2 separate regions of the Homo sapiens genome follow, and region 1 is linked to region 2. A link is a contact called in ENCODE Hi-C data. All regions are on one chromosome and are shown on one strand. The core of a region is the stretch at or near the end of the contact, and the rest is flanking DNA. Distances in the headings are between cores, read along the strand shown. Region 1 holds the start of RSBN1 (round spermatid basic protein 1). Region 2 holds the start of RBM15-AS1 (RBM15 antisense RNA 1).

Region 1 (3,426 bases), core at 488-2,987, 3.5 Mb after region 2:
AAGAAACAAGTATTTCAAATATTCCTGAGGAAAAACAACTAGTAAATTATATAAAATAATATATAAAGTACAAACATACGGCATAATCAAAAGCATCACATTTCTTCCACAAAGAATATAAATAAATGCTACAGGTACTTGGGAACAGGAAGACATCAGTTCTGGCCAATCTAATTTTTCTAGAATCCACATTTAATTGGATACTCTGACATTTTCTAGTAAAATATTCTTGAGGGCTATTGGAATTAACAGATCCACAAAGTGTGCTAGACAGAATCAAATGCAACTGAAATTCCGGCCTCTACTATCTACTGCACAAATTCCCACTTTTCAGAGGCACTGTTGGTCCTATTTCCTAGTATCAAAGGGTAGAGAAAACCTTCCACATGCCTATTCTAAGAATTTAAATAGCTAATATGAAAACTTTAAAATGATTTTTACCTCTAGATTAAAAAGAACCAAGATAAACTGCGTCTGATATTTTACCTTGCAGAAGCTAAGTCAACCAGTGAGTCGTGTAACCTTTATATGAATTCCCTCCTGAAAGACTGGAACCATACCCCTGACTATTCTGGAGCAAGGGAGAGCAGATAACTAAAGCTCTCCAGCAAGCAAAACAAGGAGAAGGGATTTTAGGAACATGCCTTTTCTTTGGAAAGGCATTTTTTAGTACCCCACCTACTAATCTAACGCGGCGCGGAAACCTTGCAGAATTTGAAAACAAATGCTGAGAGGCTCCGGGGGACCGGTAAAGGGATTAGCAACTGACAGCTCGGCCTCGGAGCGAGAAGCCTCAAGTAGTTAGATCAAACCGTGTCAACGATCTGAAATCCAGGGTCCACCCCAGTGAGCTTAGAGAAGTACAGCAGCAGAAGGTAAGCAGGGGTTTGGCGTCTTTCAGTCCTAAAGATGCGGGATATCGGAACTGAGAGAGACCTAGAACCCAAGCCGGGCAGTTTGCCTGCTCTCACCTCTCTTGGGGGCTTTGATCAGAGGCACCCCTCCAGTCCTCTCGCCGTTTTCCTGCTTGTCCTTGTGCTTGAGATCGGTTCCGCAGGAGCTGGGATCACCATCGGGGCCGCGGTGGTGATGGTGCTTGTGCCGCTCCTTGTGGCCCTTATGCTTGGGCCCGGCCGCGCTCACCGTCAGAGGCGAGAAGGTGAAGAGGGCCGAGGTGCTTGGGGCCGGGAGAGGGGCAGCGACAGCGGGCCCGGCGGGTGCCAGCGAAGGTGGCGGCGGAGGCGGCAGGAGAAGAGGCTCAACAGGGCCTGGGACAGTTGGGGCTGCATTCGTTGGCGGCAGCGGCCCAGGATGTTGGCGGCTGCGACGCCGCCGGTGAGGGGGAGCGAGAGGGGGCTCCTGGCTCGGCCGCCCCCGCTTCTCCTGAGACCCCCCACTGCTAGATCGGCGCTGCCGTTTAACTCCCCGCGGGGAGACCCCAGCATGAGGTTTCTCCTTCCCCTCTTTGTCCGGCTCCTCCTGCGCCGCCACCGCCCGTACTACGCGCACCGCTCCGACCTGCGCAGCCATTTCACCCACAAACACACATTTAAATGGCCCGACCGCCCCCCCGTCCGCGCATCGCGCAAGCGCCGCCCGCGCACTGCCCGCTGGGCATTGGAGTCTCTCCTCCGCCCTCCACTTGTCGGCCGTTCTTCGTCCAGAGATGAACATGCCGGAAGCGGCCGTTCCCAGCTTTTCTCCGCAGGCCTCTCCAACCGAGCTTCTATTGTAAAGCACCCTATGCCGCGCAAAGCGTCATGGGAGCTGTAGTTCCGCCGCGCCCCCGCCGCGTCCCCGGCTCTGAGTGGAGGAGTGGAAAGGGAGCGTGCGCGAAGTCACGCTTCTGGCTGCGACGCAACCGCCGCTGGGCGGTGAGTTGCCGCCAACCGCCCTAACGGCCGAAACAATGTTAATGGCTTTCAGAGTCTGGCGGCGCGTTCCCATTATCATCTTCCTGTGACCCTTCCTCATTTTACACGGAGGAGGTGGTCTCCACAGTGATTTTAAATTTAATATTTCTCTCATAACCTTTGTGAGATAAAAGAATCTTCATCCTTTTAACTTTGACGAGGGATGAAATGAAGGTGAAAAGAGGATTTAGTAATATGTAAAATAAGGGTGGTTTTGCTGTAAAAATATGATAGGGCCGCAATTCAGAAATGTTTTCAAGCATCTGGGGCATTGCTATGGTTACAACTACAGGCCTACGAAGTCAGGTGCGAGAACTGCTTGGAGTCCTGGTGAGGACGGCCCCTCCTCGCCATCCGGCCACATCCCCTCTAATGCCTGGAAATGTCCAGCATTTATTTTGAATATATCCCTACAGTTGCGAAAAATTGTAGATGGAAAACCACGTTTAAGATTTTTTATAAGTTTTTTTTTTTCAAATCTTAAGGATAAGATTGCATAAATTTGAAAAGTGTGCCTACCGGAGAACACACCAAAAATCATCACTGCTCACTACGGATAGTTGTTGCTCAGAAATTCATTTAGAATTTCATCCTCGCTTTAGCTTTTACCTGGGGTTCTTTTAAGTATTTATTTAGAGACGGGCGGGGCGGGGCTCGGTGTCTCAGGCCGGTAATCCCAGAGCTTTGGGAGGCCGAGGCGGGAGGATTGCATGAGGCCAGGAGTTCCAGATCAGCGTTGGTAACATAGTGAGCCTCTGTCCCTACAAAAGTATTTTTTAAATTATCTGGGTGTCGTGACACGCGCCTGTAGTCCCAGGTACTCGTGAGGCTAAGGTGGGAGGAGTGGTCGCACCACTGCACTCTGGCCTGGGTGACAGATCTAGACCCTGACTCTTAAAAAAAAGAGACAAGGTCTCGCTCTGTTGACCAGGCTGGCCTCCAACTCCTGGGCTCAAGGAATGAGTAGCTGGGTCTACAGATGCACTCATGGTGCCCTAAGTAACTCATGGTTACCTAGAATTCTTTTAGTATATTTGTTTATTGATAAAGACATTTGGAAGTAATTGATTACAATGATATATACTCAGCAGATAAAATTACTGTGGTTTGATTTCACTAGTTTCTGGAGAAGTATTACCTAAACACTACTGCAATGAAGTCAGTTTAACAACCAAAAAGTTTATTGAGTGTCTGTTGGATACATTGTACTACAAGAGACAGATAATAATACTTCATTCAATTTGCCCTATTGGACTTCCAAATGAAAAATACTGAAGAACAAATGATGTTTAAACAATACTACATGTTTCTAAAAGTTATAAATAAAGTTATTTAAATAAAAATATTTTTAATGCATTAGGGGAAGTCAGGTGGATTCTTTGTAAAAACAATTACCTGCCAATTTATTTACTACATAAAATTAGAGTTGAACTAGATTTTCTTATGGCAGATCCATATTCATATAGAAATTCATTTTAAACTAGTATTTCTGATTGGTTAGATAAAAATTGCA
Region 2 (3,451 bases), core at 449-2,948:
TTTTATGCTTTACAATTGAGCTTCTTCCTTCGAGTTTCTTTGATCTAATCAAGAGATAGAAGGCCTCCAGCTTCACATTCCTCACGATTATTTACAAAAAGAAGGATGGCTCAGCCAAGGCTAAATTTAGGTTACAGTCCCTAATCTTAACACAGTTTTTAAGTTTAGGTTTCAGCTTTTGGGATATTATTGTTACCTTGAAAAATGTCACGTTTAAAAACACCTCACACCCTCTACTATAGATTGGATCTTGGGAAATAGGGTTGAGGACCGGATCAATACAAGAATCCTCATAACCTCCGCCCCGGCGCGAACCTGGGAGGGCTGCAGACAGTCTAAAGGCTGTGGTGACCTCAGCGCTGCGTCCCTCCAGCAACCGGCGAGTGCTGGGGCACAGGCCATACCCCCCTAAGCTCGGCATCGCCTGCACCTCTCACAGGTGCTCTGTCCGCCACAGTAACGCACTATGGAAAGGAAAGTTGTACGGCGAACGACTGAAGGAGCCAAACGAGGTGGATCTGGAGCGGCCGCAAGGTGCCTGTGCTGCTGGCTTTTAACACACAATAAGAGTGCCAAGGGATACAAGAAGCCACAGGGGGAAAAACAAGTGACATATCTGCATGGAGCCTAAATTTCGCTTGGTGATTTTCAGGGTAGAAGCATTACATATTAAAAACACTGCTATTTTAGGGGAATACAGAATTTAAAAATCCACACAGATTCGCAACATAAAACATGCCGCCCAAAGACACGTCCGCGGTGTCCCGACAGTTCCGGCTCCGCCCGCGGGCCACGAGGCGGGGAGCGACGGTCACTCCCCTCGGTTACCCGGAGTACTTGGGCGGGAACGGGTAGCTCGCGGGAGAGACGGGCTCCTGGGCGAGGGCTGCGTCTTAGTCGCCCTGCTTCTTAGCTCTCGAGGTCCCGCGTGTTACGTGTTAGCACCGCCCGGGGGCGTCAGCATGACCCGAGGCTGCAGGAACCGTGAACTCTCTGCCCCGCGGGCCCAGGTGACCGCGGGCGGCGCTCTCCCGCGCGCGGGGGGCGGGGCTCCCCCCGGCTGTTCACTCAGCTACCACAGCGACGTAAAATGGTGTCCGCTAGGCGTCCCAGGACGGCTTCCTGAGGGACTGGAGGGCCCCGACAGCCGGAAAGCCTGCCCCGCCCCTTGGCCGGCACAGGTACGACGGCGGGGAGCTCAGAAGTTTCGAACTCCAAGGGCCGAAGCACAGCCAAACACCCCACGGAACTTAACAAATGTTTGTGGGGAGAACGCCGAAAACGCGGGGAGGCGGGGCTGGCGCACAGTCACCCTCTCGCGACATCTAAGTGACGTCGCACAGCAAGCACGTGTTCTAGTCTTTCACCTTCAGTCAGCCTCCTCCGTTATACAGGCCTACCCCTTTAAGCGAGTGATGGACAGTTATTTCAGCCTATCAACTTCCTTGCCGACATCCAATCAGATTTAAACTTCTTTTAGCCGCCGGAGGAGTTGGAAAAAGGGGGTCGAAAGAGGGAGCTTACCGTCTCTCGCGATATCGCTGTGAGCCTGCCTCTCTGGAAAAAACGCCGAAACTGATGGCCCGACCTCCCAAATAGTGGTTTAAAGGACGGGTTTATAAGCCAATGAAAGGGATAAGGAGGTGGGTTGCTGCTGTCACTGAGCAAGAAGTACCGTTACAGGGCAGACTTTTTGTCCAATCAACACCTCAACACTTTGGGTCACGTGACCGCAGAGTGCGAGGGGCGGAGCTACAGTCTGGCGCGAGGAACCGTTAAGATAGACAACAAATGTAACCAATGAGGTACTCCGACTAGGGGGTTGGGAACCCAATAACAGTGGTTGGGCGGGCGCCTTCCTGGAGCGCGGGGAGATGTAAAGATAGACAAATAATTTTCCCAATGAGACTGTAGAAGAGAGAGCAATTGGCCAATGAGGACTGCGGGGCGGGACCCTGTGCCGCGGCGGAGTCCAAGATGGCGGCGTGCGGTTCCGCTGTGTGAAACGAGCGCGGGGCGGCGGGTTACTCAGCTCCGCGGAGACGACCTCCGACGACCCGCAACAATGAAGGGAAAAGAGCGCTCGCCAGTGAAGGCCAAACGCTCCCGTGGTGGTGAGGACTCGACTTCCCGCGGTGAGCGGAGCAAGAAGTTAGGGGGCTCTGGTGGCAGCAATGGGAGCAGCAGCGGAAAGACCGATAGCGGCGGTGGGTCGCGGCGGAGTCTCCACCTGGACAAGTCCAGCAGTCGAGGTGGCAGCCGCGAGTATGATACCGGTGGGGGCAGCTCCAGTAGCCGCTTGCATAGTTATAGCTCCCCGAGCACCAAAAATTCTTCGGGCGGGGGCGAATCGCGCAGCAGCTCCCGGGGTGGAGGCGGGGAGTCACGTTCCTCTGGGGCCGCCTCCTCAGCTCCCGGCGGCGGGGACGGCGCGGAATACAAGACTCTGAAGATAAGCGAGTTGGGGTCCCAGCTTAGTGACGAAGCGGTGGAGGACGGCCTGTTTCATGAGTTCAAACGCTTCGGTGATGTAAGTGTGAAAATCAGTCATCTGTCGGGTTCTGGCAGCGGGGATGAGCGGGTAGCCTTTGTGAACTTCCGGCGGCCAGAGGACGCGCGGGCGGCCAAGCATGCCAGAGGCCGCCTGGTGCTCTATGACCGGCCTCTGAAGATAGAAGCTGTGTATGTGAGCCGGCGCCGCAGCCGCTCCCCTTTAGACAAAGATACTTATCCTCCATCAGCCAGTGTGGTCGGGGCCTCTGTAGGTGGTCACCGGCACCCCCCTGGAGGTGGTGGAGGCCAGAGATCACTTTCCCCTGGTGGCGCTGCTTTGGGATACAGAGACTACCGGCTGCAGCAGTTGGCTCTTGGCCGCCTGCCCCCTCCACCTCCGCCACCATTGCCTCGAGACCTGGAGAGAGAAAGAGACTACCCGTTCTATGAGAGAGTGCGCCCTGCATACAGTCTTGAGCCAAGGGTGGGAGCTGGAGCAGGTGCTGCTCCTTTCAGAGAAGTGGATGAGATTTCACCCGAGGATGATCAGCGAGCTAACCGGACGCTCTTCTTGGGCAACCTAGACATCACTGTAACGGAGAGTGATTTAAGAAGGGCGTTTGATCGCTTTGGAGTCATCACAGAAGTAGATATCAAGAGGCCTTCTCGCGGCCAGACTAGTACTTACGGCTTTCTCAAATTTGAGAACTTAGATATGTCTCACCGGGCCAAATTAGCAATGTCTGGCAAAATTATAATTCGGAATCCTATCAAAATTGGTTATGGTAAAGCTACACCCACCACCCGCCTCTGGGTGGGAGGCCTGGGACCTTGGGTTCCTCTTGCTGCCCTGGCACGAGAATTTGATCGATTTGGCACCATACGCACCATAGACTACCGAAAAGGTGATAGTTGGGCATATATCCAGTATGAAAGCCTGGATGCAGCGCATGCTGCC

What was found. A loop is a pair of places that touch in the nucleus more often than their neighbours do. Pooled maps may share reads with other maps.
Region 1: a loop to region 2 is called in a map of CD8-positive, alpha-beta T cell, with 21 times the contacts of the local background. The contact joins the promoter of RSBN1 here to the promoter of RBM15-AS1 in region 2. A Hi-C loop is called at or near these places in 2 of 168 maps with a recorded cell type or tissue (CD4-positive, alpha-beta memory T cell and CD8-positive, alpha-beta T cell), 1 of 37 single-sample maps with no recorded cell type and 9 of 50 pooled maps.

What each region holds. Positions count from the first base shown.
Region 1 is chr1:113,810,739-113,814,164 of GRCh38, forward strand. It overlaps RSBN1 (round spermatid basic protein 1), which reads right to left and starts at 1,738. Exons shown (of 7, transcript NM_018364.5): 1 at 972-1,738. The coding sequence starts at 1,674. AP4B1-AS1 (AP4B1 antisense RNA 1) reads left to right here and starts at 1,874. Exons shown (of 5, transcript NR_125965.1): 1 at 1,874-2,087. PTPN22 (protein tyrosine phosphatase non-receptor type 22) reads right to left here. Exons shown (of 21, transcript NM_015967.8): 21 at 3,073-3,426. RefSeq lists enhancers at 549-1,078, 803-862, 1,013-1,102, 1,079-1,608, 1,483-1,872 and 1 more.
Region 2 is chr1:110,337,473-110,340,923 of GRCh38, forward strand. It overlaps RBM15-AS1 (RBM15 antisense RNA 1), which reads right to left and starts at 1,699. Exons shown (of 4, transcript NR_036595.1): 1 at 1,525-1,699. RBM15 (RNA binding motif protein 15) reads left to right here and starts at 1,905. Exons shown (of 3, transcript NM_022768.5): 1 at 1,905-3,451. The coding sequence starts at 1,934. LOC124904276 reads left to right here. Exons shown (of 1, transcript XM_047437983.1): 1 at 1-1,531. The coding sequence starts at 963. The coding sequence ends at 1,469. RefSeq lists enhancers at 584-773, 1,914-2,213, 2,244-2,363, 2,334-3,072, 2,444-2,893 and a silencer at 874-1,143.